2 separate regions of the Homo sapiens genome follow, and region 1 is linked to region 2. A link is an interaction called in ENCODE POLR2A ChIA-PET data of the cell type or tissue named here. Cell type or tissue: GM12878. All regions are shown on one strand. Each heading gives the region's core, and the rest is flanking DNA. Links, peaks and the distances in the headings are about the cores only.

What was found. ChIA-PET counts read pairs that join two places held together with the same protein. Peaks named below come from ENCODE experiments on the same cell type or tissue, not always from the same donor. Only the 100,000 strongest peaks of a DNase experiment are listed, where the experiment ranks them.
Region 1: POLR2A ChIA-PET joins it to region 2 with 7 read pairs; 1 of 35 experiments calls an interaction of 5 or more read pairs at or near these places.

What each region holds. Positions count from the first base shown.
Region 1 is chr6:149,368,850-149,376,849 of GRCh38, forward strand. TAB2 (TGF-beta activated kinase 1 (MAP3K7) binding protein 2) reads left to right here. Exons shown (of 7, transcript NM_001292034.3): 2 at 1,060-1,250. The coding sequence starts at 1,149. Among named protein-coding and RNA genes, the nearest start is that of SUMO4, 27 kb to the right of the region's middle. In GM12878, for the core only: no CTCF peak of the experiment used is centred there; no DNase peak of the experiment used is centred there; H3K4me3 peaks cover 319 bases; H3K27ac peaks cover 524 bases.
Region 2 is chr6:149,211,074-149,222,150 of GRCh38, forward strand. It overlaps a transcript of TAB2 not described here. Among named protein-coding and RNA genes, the nearest start is that of TAB2-AS1, 41 kb to the right of the region's middle. RefSeq lists enhancers at 2,019-2,138, 6,704-6,793. In GM12878, for the core only: no CTCF peak of the experiment used is centred there; a DNase peak (open chromatin) is centred at 6,552.

The sequences.
Region 1 (8,000 bases), core at 1-8,000, 150 kb after region 2:
TATTTTATTGAGCACTGAGGAGTTCTATAAATCTACTCAAAACTATTTTAAATATCTACTCTTATGCTGAAGACTGTTTATAAAATGCTAGATATACAATAATAAAAGAGACCCAATTTCTACATTCATGAATATATAGACCTGTATTTTTAGGCTTATGTTAACGAGGTTAAAAAGAGAAATACCACAAATAAGAAATTAGTTTTAAAGAGATTGTCTTCTTATGAAATTTGTCCTAATGAAAGGTATTTTCAAATAGCATGATTTTAAATGTCTTAATATTTTATTTAGGTTAATGTACTTATCTCCTATTTATATCCCCAAAAGATTTTTCAACATTAAACATGGTTTACCTTAGAAACAATAGGAATAAAAATAAGGTGGGTAGTTTTCAACTTCGACCACACATTAGAATCACCTTGGGATCTTTTAAAACTCCATATGCCCAGGCTGCTCACTCCTCAGCCAATTAAATCAAACCCCTTGGGAAATATTAGTATTTTAAAAATACTGATTTAATAGAAGCAGAGGGAATAAAATGCTACTAAGCTCCTAAGAATGAATTGATTGTGCATTTAAGGATTAAGTATATTTGAAAGATAAAGCAAAATATTGAATGCATTGGGTTTTGAATCATTAAGTTTTAGACAAAACGGAGTCATTTGTAGTACCAAATTTTTTCAGTATCCAAACTTTAAGAATTTAGATTACTCACCTTGGGATAATCATTAAGAAAAAAATCAGTGATACTATTTCTTCTCCCTTTTTAAAAGAATCTGGGAAGACAACCTTGAAAGTAATTTCTTACTTGAATGCTTTTTGGCTCAGCCATTATAGAGCATATAAATACATAAGAGTTAGACAGTATGAAAGTTTACCATCAGAGTTTATACTAAAAAGATAGTATAACTATATGGAAAGCATTTTAGGTCTAAATATTTTTATAGTTTATAATGTTAAGTGCTAAAGCACATATTCTTTTGTACTGAAATTTTAAATCCACAACAATATTCCTTCTATAATCAGTTCTCATTAAAATTTTTTTTCTTTCTTTCACAGAAAATGCTTGGACAGAAGAGATGAGTACTATTTCCACTAAGGCCTAGAATTGCCTACTGTACAAATAGTCCTGATCAGGCAATATACGAATGGCCCAAGGAAGCCACCAAATTGATTTTCAGGTTTTACATGACCTGCGACAAAAATTCCCTGAAGTACCTGAAGTTGTTGTATCCAGGTGCATGTTACAGGTCAGTGTTCAATGATTTCTGAATTTGTTAATACAAACCTGGTATTTTTTTAAACATTGGAAGAAAAACTCTTTTAGGTTATCTTCTTGTTGGTGTTAGTGTATTATGATGAAAAGAGATAAGCTTTGGTGTCTGATAGTCATGTGGCCTTTGGCAAGATGGAGCTTTCTGTACCCATCTGTAGTATGGATAATACTTGACTTGTAGAGTAGATGTGAGAGTTAAATGAGATCTGAATGTAAAGCATTGATAATATCTGTACTTACTAGACATGAGCTTTCTTAACTTTTCTCCCACCTGTTCTGCCAGGAGAGCTAATTTCAGATCTTAGTATGAAAGTGAGAAAAATGATTAAAGAGTCAGGAAACTTGGGTTATAATCCTAAATGGGCACCCCAAGCATATCTGATAAAGAATATGCCCTCTGTGCTTTAGGTTTTTTTAATCTGTAAAATAAAAGAGTTTGACTAGACAATGCCTAAGGTCCCAATTCCAAATGGGGGAAAAAAGTCTGTTTTTATATTTTTAAATTTAATTTGTAAGTTTTCCAATTAGTATCACCCTCTAATTTGTACATTGTTCTTAGTATACACAGTTTTGGAAATTTACAATTCCAAATATTGAGTGATAGTTGTGCCTTTCTATTTTATTAAACTGGAAATCTTTGTATCAGAAATGTATTTGGGGCCATGTGCTGTGACTCACTCCTGTAATCCCAGCACTTTGGGAGGTTGAGGCGGGTGGATTGCTTAAGGCCAGGAGTTCAAGAGCAGCCTGGCCAACATGGCAAAACCCTGTCTCTACTGAAAATACCAAAATTAGCCAGGTGTGGCAGCCCACACCTGTGGTCCCAGCTACTCAGAAGACTGAAGCATGAGAATTGCTTGAACCCAGGAGGCAGAGGTTGCAGTGAGCTGGGATCGCGCCACTACACTCCAGCCTGGGAAACAGAGAGAGACCCTATCTCAAAAAAAAAAAAAAAAAAAAAAAAAGTGTCCGGGGCTCAGTCAAGCATATTTACTCTTGAAGTGATTTTTAAAGTTTGAAATTATATGAAATTTTTATCAAATCTGTAATTTATAATAATGACTACATTTTGTTCACACCCTTATCACCATTATCACCTTTTAATTGGTCTACCTGCCTTTACCTAACCCAGTTTTGGTCTCTCCAATCTATCCTCTTCTGCCAGAGTGCAGAGCTGTTCACACACTTAAAACCTGTTGATTGTTCCCTGTGCCCTTCTGAATGAAGCTCATATAGCTTGACTAGGGCATACAAGGTCTGTGATCTGGAATCCTGGCTGTTTCTACACCCTGATCTTTGTCCAGTCCTTCCTGTTCATACCCTATGTTCTGGTCATCCTGAGCTGCATGGAATTCTCCCACCAGCAATGCCTTTTCTTATAGTATAATGGTTAAGAGCATATCTTTTGGTGATAAACCAAACTGAGTTCAAGTTTTGACAGTTGCTAGCAGTAACTTAATTAACTTCTCTGACCCTCATTTTCTGACTTTCATTTCCTCCACTGTACAGTGGGAATAAAAAAAACTACACAGAGAGTTAAATTTGACAATGTAGATAAAACAACCAGTAGGGTAACTGATTCATAGTGAGTATTCAATAAATGTTAGCAGCCAATACTAAAAGGAATAACAACAGCAGAAAGCCCATAAGGTATATTTGGTAAATGAATCAGTGGTTTACATTTGTTAATATAAAATGTGAAAAAAAAATGAGAGAATAAAAACATGTAATAAAGATGGAGTCAGAAGTTAAAAGAAAGTGTGGGAAAGGAGCGGAGATAGTGGGGAAAAATAGTCTCCCCCCTAGAACCCAAGTAACTTCTCCCTAACTTTTCAAGTAAAAGAGAATTTTGTGGTAAAATAAAGCTATGCTGTTCAGTAGGTTATTAAAAAACTAACAGAAAGATACTGTAAGTTCTTTGATAAATTTCTGTAGACTTCGTATTGAAAGAACTGTCCAGAGCATTTCCCTACATATAGTACAGGTATAGAGATTTTGAAATACCGTAACTGGGAGTAAAACATAGAGCCTTTTGTAGAATTACTTTAAAATATTTTCAAAAAAAAAATAGAGCACTCTAATGTACTCTTACAGTATAATCTCTGGTATGTGTTAAGAAAAACAAGATGCAGAGCAGAGTATATAGACAGAGCAAGACAAATAAATATTTACACATCCATGTATTTGTCTCTGTTTGCATAAAGAAATACTGGAAGAATTAAAAACAAAATTAATAAAAGATGTTTATCCATGGTAGGCCAGAGGGAACAGGCCTGATGGGACAGAGTTAGGACTCAGACTTCTCAACAGGTATCTTTTTTTTATTGTTTTAATCTGTGTTAATAAATTATCTATTTAAAAATAAAATAATTAAGCTTTAACCCAAAAATAAAAAATGAATGGTTTTCCGTTTCCTTTGGGCATCTAGTAATATCACCTTCCCTATGTTAATCTGGCTTTACAAAAGCAAACTCCTCTACTTAGCATGCTTCCCAACACCTGGTGTTAATGAAAATGAAATACTTTGCTTGCCTGAAACAGACCACACTTTTTAAAAGTGAGTTGATAATAATTTAGGGTATCCAGGTAATGTACTTTTTAGCTGATATAACAAGAAATCTGACAAGAAAGGAATAGGAAGAGCTCCTTCCTCTGTGGTTTCAGCTGGGGTGCAAGTTTTCCCAAATTTAGAGCAATATTTTTAAACGGGCAAATTAAGCTACCTCTAAATGACAGCGTCTCTTTTGGGGCTGCTCTTCCTTTCTCAGTTGGGTGGGTTTCTGTTCTTTTGACAGATCCTTCCTGCAGTATACTGGTTCAGAACTTTTTAAAATTAGTAAAGGATCATGCCATGCTACCAATTCTGTGTACCTGTTCTTTTTAAACATCTTGCTTGTCAGGGAGAGAACAAAAGTGTCTATCCTCTTTTCTCTTAAGTTTATCTGTTGCACAGTTCCCTCTTTTTGGAACTACTCATATCTTTTCCTTCTGCTGTGAATTCTGTAAGATAACTTATAACCAGCAGGTGTAATTTATATCTTTAAAGTTGATTTTTATATTTGGTAATTAAATCTGAAAACTTAGAAGAATGTGAAAATATTGCATAGTTTTCACTTTGGTTTTTTAACTTAATTTTTTACCGTTTTTAAATTCTCTTAACATGACGATTGAATCTGTAAGTTTAAAATTGGTATTTCTTTTCAAAGTACTGCATTAAGTATTTTTCATTCAGTATATGCAACACTTAATATTTAAGTGCCATGTACTTAGTGGAACCTTCTCAGATGACCTTCACCCATTGTCCTTATCCATATTTCTATGATAACACCTACCATACTGCATTTCATTTGTGTTCACATTATTCTCCTCCACTAGACTGAGATTCTTGCGATCAGCGATCATATTCCTTTCTCCTTGCTAATGAATGCTCAGTAAATGTTGGTTAAAGGAGTGAATGAATGCCATAGGGTATATATGCTTTGATACTATCTGTAATTTCTGTGTCTGTGCAGGAGTTTGGGGAAAAATGAAAGAGGAACTGGAATTAATGATTCAGACCTTTTTATAGCTTTGAGGAGAATGCAGATTTGTGGCTGTATACCAAAAAGCAGTGATTTTCCACCTTCTAAAAACTCATATCCCACCCCTTTTGATACACTTCAAGAGAGTCTTCTACCCTTTCTCACTAAAAGTAACCAGGGCTGCTTTGAGAAATGGCTGATTGCAAGTCTGGAGTAGATGTACATGATAAGCTAGAACATCTTGTCATATCAGAAAGCAGAGAAGCTTTGAAAAACTACTGGATTCATGTCGTATACCGAGGAGCCAACTTGAAGCTGTTCCCAGTAACTTGAAGAGGGGACATAATGACCAAAACTGATTGAAACACATCAAAATATTAAAGACACATGAGTTTATAATGATACTAAAAATAAATCATAGTCACCTTTGGAGGTTGCTAGGGACCAAATTTGTTACTCTGAAAACTAGTGAAAAGAATTTTTTTATCCTGCCTCTTCTGTGCAGAATGTAACCAAATAGTTGAAGAGAGCAAGCATTCAAGGAAGAATTGCTGCTAAGAATGAAGATGAAATCCATTTTATGTTTTTTGGAGACTGGGTCTCGCTCTCACCCAGGCTGGAATGCAGCAGTGGGATGATCATGGCTTACTGCAGCCTCAACCTCCTGGGTTCAAGTGCTCCTGCTACTTCAGCCTTCTGAGTAGCTGGGGCTGCAGGTGTCCTACTCTACCTGGCTAATTAAAAACAAGATTTTTTTTTAGAGACAGGGTCTCACTATGTTGCCCAGTCTGGTGTCAAACTCCTGGGCCCAGCGATCATCCCGCCTTGGCCTCCCAAAACGCTGGGATTACAGGGGTGAGCCACTGCGCCTGGCCAAAATCTTATAATTGGGACATTCCAGTATTACTGTTTAGCACCCCTAATGAAATAGTGTTTCTAAGCAGTGATCATCAATAGCTGCTAAAAATCATCAGTTGGATCAAGCTGACAACATCTGAATCTACCAGTTGGTTTTAAAATCACAAAAAGACAGGCAAACATTGCTGTGTCTCCTTGTATGATTTGACAGTGGATGTCTGTGATGGTCACCAAAAATTCAAACATGGACTTCATCACATCCCTAGATATAACTACTAGTTTACAATGAAATGCAGGGGAAATTGATTGACCACGGGGTGCAGTCCAGAATAGGGGAAATTCTACTACACAAATACCAAGTTTTCTCAACAAACAAATGGCTAGAAAAAATTTTAAAAGAGGGGAGGGGCTGGTTATTAGAAGAAACCTAAAAGGCTTATCAGCCAAATGAAATATGTAGGCCTTATTTAGATCCTGATTTAAACTAACTGTACAAAGACATTTTTATGCTTTAATTTAGTGCTATTTGAATATTAGGTGATGCTAAGAATTGATTATTTTAAGGTATGATCATGGCATTGTGGTTATGTTTTTAAGTCCTGTCTCTTACAGTACATATTGAAGTATTTACAAATCAAAACGAGATAATGTCTGAGACTTCATCTAGTTTGGTAGGGGGAGTAGCTGAGGCATATACATCAAACGAACAAAGATGGGTGATAAGTATGTGGGAGTTTATCATATTTCCTCTCTCTTTTATATATGTTTAAAATTTTCTAAAATAAAAATTTTAATAAAAAGTACATTTCCTTTTGTCCTAATGTAACCTTATAAAACCCCTGTAAGTTCTTTTATGTTTTGCTATTAAGAAAGTAATGTCTGTAGAGTGTAAATAATTTGAGTGCACATAAATTATGGCATAACTGAGCTAGAATATTGCTTTTTGATATGAACATATTGAATAATTACAGAGATTACAAAGGATTAAAGGAATTTTTGAGCGCTCAAGAGAATTAAAGAGGAAGGCTAAATATGAGTATCAAGCTTTTACAAAGGAAATGTGGAATTGGATTTGGTAGGGAATGTAAATTTTAAATTGAGAATGATGACAGAGAGGAGGTGAGAGGAAGATAAACTCTCTGAGCTTTGGCTTAGAAGGAAGAAGAATTTACTTGGAATGGCAATAAATTTAACTTAAAGCAAAAAGGGCCAATCAGGTTTGGCAAAAGATAAGATCTAATTATAATAGGAATCGTTGATAAAGATTGTGATCAGTTTTTCAACTTTATTTGAAAAATTAGTATGTATCAATTAAGAGTTATTAGTAGGATAAAAGGATTTTTCTACCATGAGAGGTTTAAGTTGTTGGTTTTAGGAAGGGGGAAGTCAAACCTTGCTCACTATCCTTTTATATTACCTGTTGAAACAATGTGAACTGTCATTTCCTTAACAAGGCATCAAGATGCCTTTTTAGTCCACTTCTTTCTTAATATGATTTTTATCTCATATCAAACTGCCTGTGGACATTTTAACTTGGTTATTCATCTTTCTTAAGTCTAAAACTCTCCTTTCTGTCAGGTTCTTAATCTTCCAGGCTTATTTGAATTGTTTCTCTCTTGTGGCCAAATTGTGTTGACAATTTATATTATTTTAAAATTTATTTCCATTATCAAACTCTCGTTACTTTGTGTCTTCTAACTGCTCATCTTGCCAAAGGTTTTTCATCTTTTTATTCATCTTAAGTATCAATAGACTTCTCTTCCCTGAATACCCTTTGTGTCTTTACTTCTCTGTTCATCCACTTTCAGTAGCTCTCCTCATTGCTTATAATACAGTCAAACTCTAGCGTGACTTATTTTTCAAAACTCCTTTGTTATTTAATTCCAATCTGCTTTTGCAACAATTTGTTCAACAACATTTTCAATACAAATATTTAGCTCCAGCCAGATCTGTTCCAGCCATCTTGTTTGGAACATGCTTTTACTTAACTCTCACCTTTATATTCTTCTTTACTCGTGCCATTCTCTTCACCAAGAATTGTTGTTGTTGTCGTTGTTGTTGTTCAAGTTCTACATATTCTATGAAAACCATCAGGCCATACCTTCCTCATTAACTCAGTCCTTTCTTCGGTAGCCTACAATATTAATTCTCTATTGAACTTCATTACCACTTAATATTTGGCATGTACTCATGTTACCTTTTCAGAAATCTGTGGTTTGTCTCCCTTTCTAGGGGAAAAGTTTGGTTTTATATGTCTTTGATTCTTCCACAGGCTCACAGTGCTATGCATATAGTATGTGTTTGGCAAACATTTTCGTGGATGATTTATGACTACTGGTTAGTTA
Region 2 (11,077 bases), core at 3,078-11,077:
TAGGAGGAAGTAAGTCTGAGTACAGCACTGTGTTCTCACTAAGTTTATCTACCGGTTGTGCCCAGCAAAAACGGAAGTAACGCCGAACTACAGGTGGTCCCTGATGGCCTCAGACAGACTCAGCAATAGGCATGTACAGGGTGAGCAGGAAGGAATACCTGGCAGAAACCTAGTACCCCATGGAGGGGCCTGCCACAAAAGAAGAGAACAAATGAGCATGACATTTGAGAGCTGTAGATGATCAGACTTGTTCAGTATTGCATGGGAGGCATCCTATAGAGATGCCCCATAACAGGACCTGTACCACTGGGCAGCAAAAAGAGATAGGGAACCGTGGGAGGCTATTGTGATCACAACCACTGTTTACTCATAGGCGAATGTGGCCTTGGGAAATGCCAGCACATGAGTAAATGACCATAAATGGTCATTCTTTTGACTGCTAGCTGATGGTTGAAAGCCTCAAAGAAATATACTATAGTCCACAATAACAACTAAATGCAAAGACCTCTGGAAATTTCTACAGATGTATAGACTCTGCTGTTAAGTCAAAGCAGACCTTTGTCTAGACAGCTCTGAGATAGATAACTCTTCTATTTCCTTCTGGCGTCTGCTATCTCTGGGGACTTATAAAGGACCTTGTCTTCCCTGATAAGGTGATATCATTTGATTTATGTATTAATTGGGTTGGGATAGGCTTTGTCAGTAACAGTTTTCTAAAAAAAAGAAATCTCAATGGCTTAATGCAATAAAGACTTACTTCTTGATCACATAGTGCCTGATACAAATTGGGCGGCCCTCCTCCATCTTAAATATATTCCAACTACAGCACATGGTCTCCATGATCATCATAGAAGGGAAAAGAGAGCTAGAGGATCCACAGGAAGATTTTCAGTGCCAGGCCTACCTAGAAATGTTCATCTCACTCCTGTCCATTTTCCCATTGGCCAGAATTGTCCAAGACCCACCTGGCCCATGAAGGCTTGGAAAGGGAGAGGGACACCTGACCACTGGGTGAGCATGAAGAATCTCTGCCACATATTTTCCTTAAACAATTCATCTCTCTCATTAGTTGCCTTGTTTAAATTGCTGTTGTTAAATACATTTAGTTAAGTATTGGCGAATGAATTAGTCAAGAAAGGAGAAATATATTCATCAAGGTTAAAAAAAAATTAAAAGCCGGTACCAGACACATCTTCTTCTGAGTCATCTCAGTGTGATTTATCTAGTAATGAGTTAAATGTTTGCTGTATATTTACCACGGAGTGAGACAGAGCAGCCTTTATGTTCTCAGCAACAGCTTCGAACGCTGCCAGCATTAGAACCTATTTGTTTTATTGAGAAGAGGGATTGTTGGCTGGAACACAAGGGCTCCCCATTACTCTTTCTGGAAAAAGCAATGGGAACTTTAACTTTTCTCTGGACAGCTACCAACATCTATCAGAAGAAACAAGAGTGTAACGTCTCTTTCTGAAGGGCCGCACTTAGAATGCCTAACAGCCTCCCAGCCTCTACTGGTGTCAGCAGTGGATAGAAGTCCAAATGCAAGCTATTCTGTGTTTACTGGAAGTGCTAAAGTGAATCAACCCTATAAACGGAAAACAACAAACTGACCTGACCTGGAATACTAAATGAAACCGAAGTCCAAAGGTACCAAGCTCAAAATCAAGAGCAGAGGCATTCAAGTGTACCCTCTTCCCCCCAGGATTAATTCTGAGTTCAGACAGAGACATATTCTATGACCTCAAGTAGAAGACTTCATGTCTCTGCACTTTGGCTAACTCAAGGTCAAACTCAAGTCTCTATCAAAGTTTTCTACTTCTCAAAGTTGAGTTTTCTAAAACTCTTTTTTTCAACTGACTGCTGACTTTAAATCTTCCACATGGCTTCCTTCAGCTTCAGTAGACTATCTGCTTCCTCCTAATTCACAGAGAAAACTGAGAAACGAGTGAGAAAACTCCCAACTCTGTCCACACTGCCCACAAGTTTTTCAGCCAAGTATTTTCCACTTCCTGTCCTGTTCATTCCTCCACCCACCACTGCCTGGCTTCCACCTTCGCTGCACCACTGAAGCTGCTCTGGTTAACACTGCTGCTGCCTTAACCTGAAGAACACTTGTAAATCCCTGTCTCATTTGACCTTCCCTTGGCATTCAGTACGGCTGTTGACCATTTCTTCACTTTCCATTCTGCTGGTTCCTGGTTCTCCAGGTTTCTGGTTCCCCTAACACCTACCAAGTCTCTTTAATGCCTTCTTAAATGTTGCTGTTGCCCCAGGTATCCCATTTAGCTCTCGGCTAATTCATTGAACAAGGCTTTCTTGAATGAGGAAGAACTTAGTGGAAAGGCTAAAGCCAATCAGCTCCTCAGAGTGAAAACGGGCACAAGGGTTGGCACCAGAAAAACAGAATAGAATAAGATCCACCCCTGTCCTCATGGACCTATGCTCTGGATCTCATTTGATTGCCCCAGCATCTACCCAGGCGCCCACGCTGAAAACTGTCACACTCACAGCCAAAAGATCCCCGAATACAGTCACATCTGTCTTTTGAAAATCTTTTGCATCTGCTCACTCTGCTTCCTCTGTGTGGTCATCAGCTGAGTTCCAGCTTTTGTCATCCATCACCTGGACCAATGGCAATAAATCTTCCTTGTTCACTCTGACTCCAGCCTCACGTCCCTCCAATCTTTCCTGCATATTGCATTCACAATGATTTTTAAAACACTCAATGTGGTCACATCATTCTTCATTCAAATCTTTTCAGTAGTTCCCCCATCATCTCCTTACGAGGCTTCTCATGAGCTGGCTCTCACCAGCTTCTCCTGTATCTCTTCTACTACTCTCCTGCGCACATCATAGCCTCCAAAATTAATAACCACCTTAGAGTTTCCCTGAGTGTTGACATGTTATCACACTTACACAGCAATAGCCTTAAGAAATCCTTTACAATCATGTGACTGAGATTCTTCATGTTATCTATGTAGTTTACTTTTTATACCACAAGTCTTGCACATAAAAGCACATTGACTTACTCATCTAACAGGCATCTCAAACTTAACTTATCTGACACAGAAAAACCTGCTCTTTCCTGCTCTTCTCCATCTTCACTGCTCAGGCCCGAAAACTCGGAGGCAAACACAATTCCTCTCCCTTTCCAATATGTCCAAATCAGCTGTCAACTCCATACCCAATATATAGCCCAAAGCAATCCACTTCACTCCATCACCATGGCTGTCTCCACAGTCCATGTCACAGTCTCCAGATGACTATAAAACTTCCCAGCAAGTCTCCCTGCATCCAGTCTTGCCCCCTTAGAATCCATTCTCCACACTGCAACCCACGTGATCATCTAGGAACATAAATCCTATCATGTCACTCCTTGTTTAAGACCCTCCGATGGTTTCCTTGAAACTTAGAGGAAATTTCAAACACTTTCAGAGCCCTGTGTGAATCAGCCACACCCTCCCCACTCCTCCTGTGTACCCCTGTCTTTCCCGCACCCTCTGTGCTCCAGTCACACTGAACTTCCTTCTGTCTCAAACACACCAGCCTTATTCCCACCTCAGACCCTCGCAGTGGCTGTTCCCTCTCCATGAGATGCCCTTCTTGCAGAGGCCGGCTCCCTCCTGATGTTAGATGCCAGCTTAAATATCACCTCTTCAGAAAAGCCTTTCAGGATTACCATGCCTAATGCACCTTCATCACATCACCCTGTCCTATTGGTATTATGGCTCTTACCACTGCCTGACTTTAAATCAGCTCTCTCCCCTCATGAAAGTATAAGGCCCCAAGGGCAGGAACTTGTTTATTACTATATCTAGTGGTGGTATCCAAATTATTTAACAACAGGTCTGGCATAGACTCCAACCCATCAGAAGGGATGCCCATCTGTAAACCCTCAGCTGGCCTGACTGCAAAGTAGTCACTGGACATCAGCCTTCTTGTGTCCTGCATCTGAACAGTGTGACTCTCAATACATGTCAGTTGAATGGGTGAATGAATAAATTAACAACTGTTTCTTGGTTAGGTTCACTGTTCCATCAGGAACACAGGCCTTCACTGTTTTTCTTAAAAAATATATTTATTTATATATTTATTTTTGAGACTGGGTCTGGCTCTGTCACCCAGGTGGAGTGCAGTTACATGATCACAGCTCACTGCAGCCTCAACTTCCCAGGCTCCAGCGTTCCTTCCTCATTAGCCTCACAGGTAGCTGGGACCACAGGCACATGCCACCACATCTGGCTAATTTTTGTATTTTTGGCCGAGATGGGGTTTCACCATGTTGCCCAGGCTGGTCTCGAACTCCTGAGCTCAAGCAATCCACCCGCCTTAGCCTCCCAAAGTGCTGGGATTACAGGTGTGAGCCACCGTCCCCAGCCACAGGTCTCCATTACTAAAGAAGGGTGTACTGAGCCCCTACATGTCCAGGCCTGATCTGCACCCACTGAGAGGCCCCTCGGTTTTCCTGCACAGGTTACTTCTCTTCAGGGACTGTTGTTGTTTTTAAATTTTATTTGAACCAGTAGCTCTGGAATTTGGGTAGGATGATTTCCGCCCAAGTCCTTGACATCCACCAGTGTTTACTTCCTTTTTGTGCATTCTGTGGGCACCCACGGCTGAACAATAGTGAGAGGGGCTCTGAAACTGATTTCAGAAGATGGGGTTCAAGGTCAAGCAATATCACATGCCAGCTGTGAGTCGTCAGGTCTTGGACAGATTATTTAAGTTCTCTGAGTCTACTTTTCCATCTTTAAAATAGGCACATAATAATGGCCTACCTCCCGGGATGGCTGAAGGACTGTATGAGATGGTACACAGCAAAGTATCAAACCAGCCACACCTAGCATTTGAGAGCCATATGTGTTAATTTCATTTTGCTCACCACTTCTCTTCAGAGTTGTTATGAAAATCAAATGAAATAATACACATGCAGCTGCTCTGCAAACCATATGTAATGTTCAGATTATTGATAATAAATTATCCCTGATTTGAGAAATCAGGTGGCTTTCCAGAAATTATGAAGAGCTGGAAAGGAACTTTAGGCCTTGTGGTGGCAAAGTCAGTGCTCCAGCCAAGGAGGCCCATGCTCTGCTTAGCTAAACGGCCCTCCCTGGAGATAGCATCATTGGAGGGCAATCTTAGTATGTCATACAAGGTTGCTAGGTGCTAAAAATATAGACTTGCCAGTTTCCTACAGAGAAGGAGGGTTTTCTGCTGGGTTCAAGCATTACTCTAGCAGCAAGATCTGGGGGCACCTTCTCTTTTATCTCTCCTCCGAATCAAATGTCTTGCCCTTTATTTGAAAATAAAGCTCTCCCAGCACTTTGGGAGGCTGAGGTAGGTGAATCACTTAAGCTCAGGAGTTTGAGACCAGCCTGGGTAACAAGGCAGAGCCCCATCTCTGCAAAAAAAAAAAAAAAAAAAAAAAAAAAAGAAAGGAAAAACACTCAGCCAGGTGTGGTGGCACTTGCCTGTAGTCCCTGCTACAAGGGAGGATGGCTTGAGCTTGGGAGGTTGAGGCTGCAGTGAGCTGAGTTCGTGCCACTGCATTCCAGCCTGTCTTAAAAAACAAAAGAAAAGAAAGCTCCCTGGGGCTCTCACCTCTCTCATTCATCCAGGCTTTCCCCAGTTCCTGGAATTCTGTCTCCTTCTGCCTTCTCCGGCCACTAGACCACCTCATATGGAAATTCAGACCGTGACCTGAGCAGCCCTATGGAGCTACACATGTCACTTCCTGCTCTCTTCATAGTCACATGCTAGTACACAGCAGCCCCGACCTAGTCACAGCTACCTGCAGTGGGGCCCTCACCCTAAAAGCCCCACCAATACCGACACACAGCCAGTTACCTTGATTTGGAGACATTAAGGTTCTCAGAAGATCACTTAAGCCCTTAAATCAACAAAGTAGTTCTTGATGCGGCCCACAGCGAGGTTTCTTACCAACGCTCTGTCTAACAGCTTCAACCAACTATTTTTGCTAACTAGGTACTAAACTTTTAAAGTCATTATTTAAGTCTTTTGTGCCTCCTAAATTCACTGCCTTGGAGCAAATCCCTGGTCATGAACCTCTGGTTGCCCCCTTGCCCAGACTTTCTCAGAGAGAAAGGTAGGAATGGGTCCCAGAGTTGATGTCTCCACTTAAAACCCATCTGCCACTTACAAACTATTGACCTTCGGCAAATCATTTCATTTCTCCATGCCTCCGTTTCCTCATAGATAAAACTGGTGATGATCATGATGATGTTACCTACATCACAGAGTTTTTGTAGGAAATTAAGAAAATGTCTGTGAGGTGCTCAGCTCAGCACAGTGCCTCGCACATTCACAGTAAGTAAAGAATATGTCTTAATTTTAGTATTAGTATTACTGTTTAGCTCAGGAGTAAGCAAATTAAGGCCCAAGTGTCAAATCCTACCACACACATTCATTTACATATTGTCAATGCATGTTTTCACTACAATAGCAGAGTTGAGTGATTGAAACAGAGACAGCATGGCCACAAAGCCTAAAATATTAACTAGCTGGCCCTTTACAGAAAAAGTTTGGCAACTCTGGGTTTAGCCTGTTGTATCTCTCCTTCCTGGCCAGATGGTGAGACCAGCATAAAAACCACTGGTGACAGAGGCTGTTAGTTGCCTCCCAATACCCAGTTTTCTCTTCCTGTATAGTAATAGAATCCTCTCCCCTTTTTAGCCTGCACATGATGCCTGGAATAAAGACTGCATTTCCCAGACTCCCTTGCTACTAGATACAGCCATGTGACTGAGTCCTGGCCAATGGGATGTAATTTTAACTACTTTATGCATTTTTTCTTGGGGGAAAATAAAATTCTTATAGGACTTCCTTTTCCTCCTTTCTGGAGTCTGAAATGTTAAGTATGGAGGCAAAAGCTGAAGCTGGAGCAACAGTCTCAGAATATGACAACAACCATGAGAATGGAGGCCATTCATAGCAGAACTACGAGACAAGAGGAGCCTAGGTCCCTGAGCTGCAGAACTGCATACTAACCTGGTATGCATCTTATTTGAGCAATTTTGGGCTTTCTGCACTCAGTGATGATTTGTTAGTCTTAAAAAATATACTAGACAAATCTTTAAAGAAGAGTAGAAAGCTTATTGTTAGTTAGCCCTCAATGGCTCTTGTTTGACACTACCTAAAAATTCTTTGCAGTAAATTTTGTACTCGGATAGGTTGGTTCTTGGCCACACAGAACAATGTATTCTTGCAGAAGGCCAAAAGAACACTGCACATGTTTTATGTTTATTCAGGGAAAAGGATTAATACTCATTCAAGGAAAAAAAGATTTATTAAAAGGCTTAATCAGGGACAAAAAAGAGACTCATTTGGAATTAAGATTTAAAAGAAGATGAAAGAACAAGCAAAAGAAGAGTGGCATTAAGCCTGAAAAGAGAATCCAAGTCTTGGACTGACACTGGTTCAAGTTGGGTCTCTGGCTCATGCTTCCAAAAGGAGCTGTCCTCTTAGAAGCAAGCCCTCCAGTGGGACAGGGTCAGGGTAGGGGTTGAAAGACACTCTTATATTCTTACAGATGAGAAGACTAATGCTCAGTGAGGTGAACTCCTTCAGGGCCACAGGCTGTAAAGATCTAAACACCATCTGATCCAGTTTCAATATGACTGCCTGGATGAAGAAGGATTTGAGACTAAGTTTATTCCTCCAAAGCAAACCAACTGAGAATGCAGGTAAGGCAGGAAACAGTCATTGTTTCTGGAGAAAGGATCTTCTGTGATCTTGTGTCTGAAGTCTGTTTGAACTTCTGTAGAAATGCCTGGGAAATGCACACTGTGAGTAAAGAAAGGAGACCTAGTACTTTTTAAAATGCCATTGAAATCTGTGACTGTAAAGGAAAGAGACTGCTTGCATCCTGCCAGCAAAAAACAGATTTAGAAAAGAAAGAGCTGTGTCCAGGAAACTTGTGAACTTTCTGTTTGGATGGCATATATTTTCTTTATAAACCCTCTTTCATTGTCACTTACTCAGTTACTAATTACAATAGTCTCTGGGGATGATTGGGCTGGGAGCGTTCAGTGACAACCAGATAGTTAAAGGACATACAGAACACTTCCCAAAATTCAAACCACTGCAGAGCCCAGAAGCTTCACAGTTAGAAAATCTCTGTTCTCAATGAGGCAAGGCCACCATTTCCCATAGTTGTGCCAAATCCGCTTCCAGGGTTAACTTTTGCTTACCAAGTGTTTCATATTTTAACATTTGTGTGTGTGTGTGTGTGTGTGTGTGTGTGTGTGTGTACTGGGACAAGTATATAAGTAAACAGTGTCACACTTTATAACTAACAACTGTATGTGTTATTACCCCATTTTACAGATAAGGAAACTAAGGTCAAACTTAAGAGACTAGTTTGCCCAGATTGCCCGCTAGTAAAGTGGCCTTATTGAGATACCAACTGAGTTATTGTTCATTCAAACCTGCTCTTTAAATTATTTCTCTTTTTTAAAAATGAAGAGCTGGAGAAAATTTCTTATGACCAACTAAAGTCAGAGAAGTCTGTGCTGTTTTGTTTTCAAAGTTACCCAGTACTTTATGTTGCCTTTATTTTTAATCAGTGGCTCTGATTCACCCGCTGCACCTTATGCATTGATGTGGTATCCTAGAAACAGTTTACTCTTGTTTCAAAGAAATTATTCTCCATATCCTGACTGGCCAGATTCTTTCATTACTTTTGATAGTTCCCAGTGTGTTTCTGATAGACCTGAAAGTCCCAAGAGACCCTTACCGTACTCTGTAGACAAGCAATTCTCAATTTTTTTCAATGTCAGGACCTCTTTACGCTCTTAAAAATTATCGAAAACCCCAAAGAACTTTTGTTTATGTGGGTCAGATCCATTGACATATACCATTCTGGAATTTAAAACTGGGAAATTTTTAAACAATTGATTAATTTATTTTTTAAAAATAATAACCTTATCACGTTTGCATAAATAACATTTTCATGAAGCTTAAGCCATGTTTAAAAAAATGAGTAAGATGTGTATGTTTTTATAAATCTCTAATGGTTGACTTAATAGAAGACAGCGTATGGGTTCTCATACCTTCTTTTGTATTCAATCTGTTACGCTGTCTTGGTTGAAATATGTAAAGAAAATTCAGCTCTATACAGATATGTAGTTGGAAAAAGGAGGAATATTTTTATAAACCTTTCAGATACTTGTGGATATCCTTCTTTAATGCCATTCAAAAACTCAAAACTCAACAAGTGGTAGTTTTTTTAAAAAGATTAATTGCAAATGGAATCAAATTCATTATCAATGAACTTTTCCTGCTCTGTTACTTTAAACTCCATTGGACTATATTTCACTATGAATACACACACGATTACGGGACACCATGCGTTGGTCATTTGGAAGCTCACTGAGCTATTCAGATCTTCCAAATGTTGGCATATTGTATTATATAATATCCCCAAAGATTACATCTATTAATATCACTACAAATAGCATCAGAAAAGTTCTGAAGTTTTGGGAAGCTGTCAGGCCCACAGTGGAAAATTCAAGTTGGGTTTTTGATTGTTCATTTGCTTTTTGTGACAGAGTCTTGCTCTGTCGCCTAGGCTGGAGTGCAGTGGCGCAATCTTGGTTCACTATAACTCTGATCCCCGGGCTCCAGCAATCCTCCCACCTCGGCCTCCCGCGTAGCTGTGACTATAAGCACACACCACCATGCCCGGCTAATTTTTGCATTTTTTGTAGAGACAGGGTCTTGCTATGTTGCCCAGGCCAGTCTCAAACTCCTGGGTTCAAGCAATCCACTCGCCTTGGCCTCTTAAAGCACTGGGATTACAAGCGTGAACCACCATGCCTGGCTGAAGATTCAAGTTTTTAAAACATCTGATTTCCACTTGAAACCTTGAATTGTATCATTGGCAACAAATAATGTCAGTTATTTTCCTTGAGATGACAACTTCACTTAGTTATTTTCAAGAAAACTGCTGCCATGTAGCCAACTGTGAATGACCACAGTTTGCCTGTCAGTCATTCTGTCAAGTAAAATGGTGCTCCTCAAACAAAGCAGCACGTTTAGCTCACAACTCAACAACCACACAGCAGTCTTCCTCCCACCCACCATGGCACTTATATTAATATAAGCAGCAGAGGTGCTTTATGTATGAGTATTGTGTGAAAATACTCAAAAGACCTGTAACCAAGGGTCAAGATTACTACAATTAATTTCTACTGCTTCCTAAGGGCATTCTTAAGTGACACTAGCATATTTTACAAGCCAGAGTGTAACAATGAGCACAATGACTGCTACCACAGCTTGCTGCCAGCCATTGCCTTGACTTGTCCTAAAACACAGCCATTTTCATCCGCCTCCATGGCTACTGCATCATCAGTGCAAAGTCAACCCAGTAAAAAAGGCAAATAGCATCTCCGTGTTATCATAAAAATAGTTTTGACCTCATGGCTCCCCTTAAAGGGCTTGGGGCATCACAGAGAGCCACTGCTACAGCCAACTGAGAGAGAACTCTCAAAAGCCAGGCTTTTTCTGTCCCTGTCCTTCTCACAGTGAAACACTTAACGCACTCTCTGATTGTGGCTCTTAACTCGCCAGGTAAAAGTCCTTCTGTGTAGTCTAGGAAGAAGGGCAAGGGCAAAGGGAGGACTTTGTTTATGAAGCCTAAGTAGAATATGCTCTGCTAGATAATCAGTCCTGGAATGAAGGAGGGGAGAAGTGAGTTTCTGATTGTCTGAGCCCAGGTCTGATGTTGGGAAATGCCAGCATTCCAACCCCTGATTTCCATTCCCACTACCAGACTTAGGCAAAGTTACTCACCCGTTCTTGACCACATAAATGTATGTGTGATGGCTAATTTTATGTGTCGACTTGACTGGACTAAAGGATGCCTGGATATTTCTGGAAGAGACTAAGATTTGAGTCAGTAGACTGAGTAAAAATTGCCCTCACCAATGTGAGTGATCCTTATCCAATCTGTAGACGGCCCGAATGGAACAAAAAGGTAGAGAAAGGGAGAATTCACTCTCTCTAACCCGGAACAGCCATTCAGCCATTTTCTCCTTCCCTTGGACATCAGCACTTC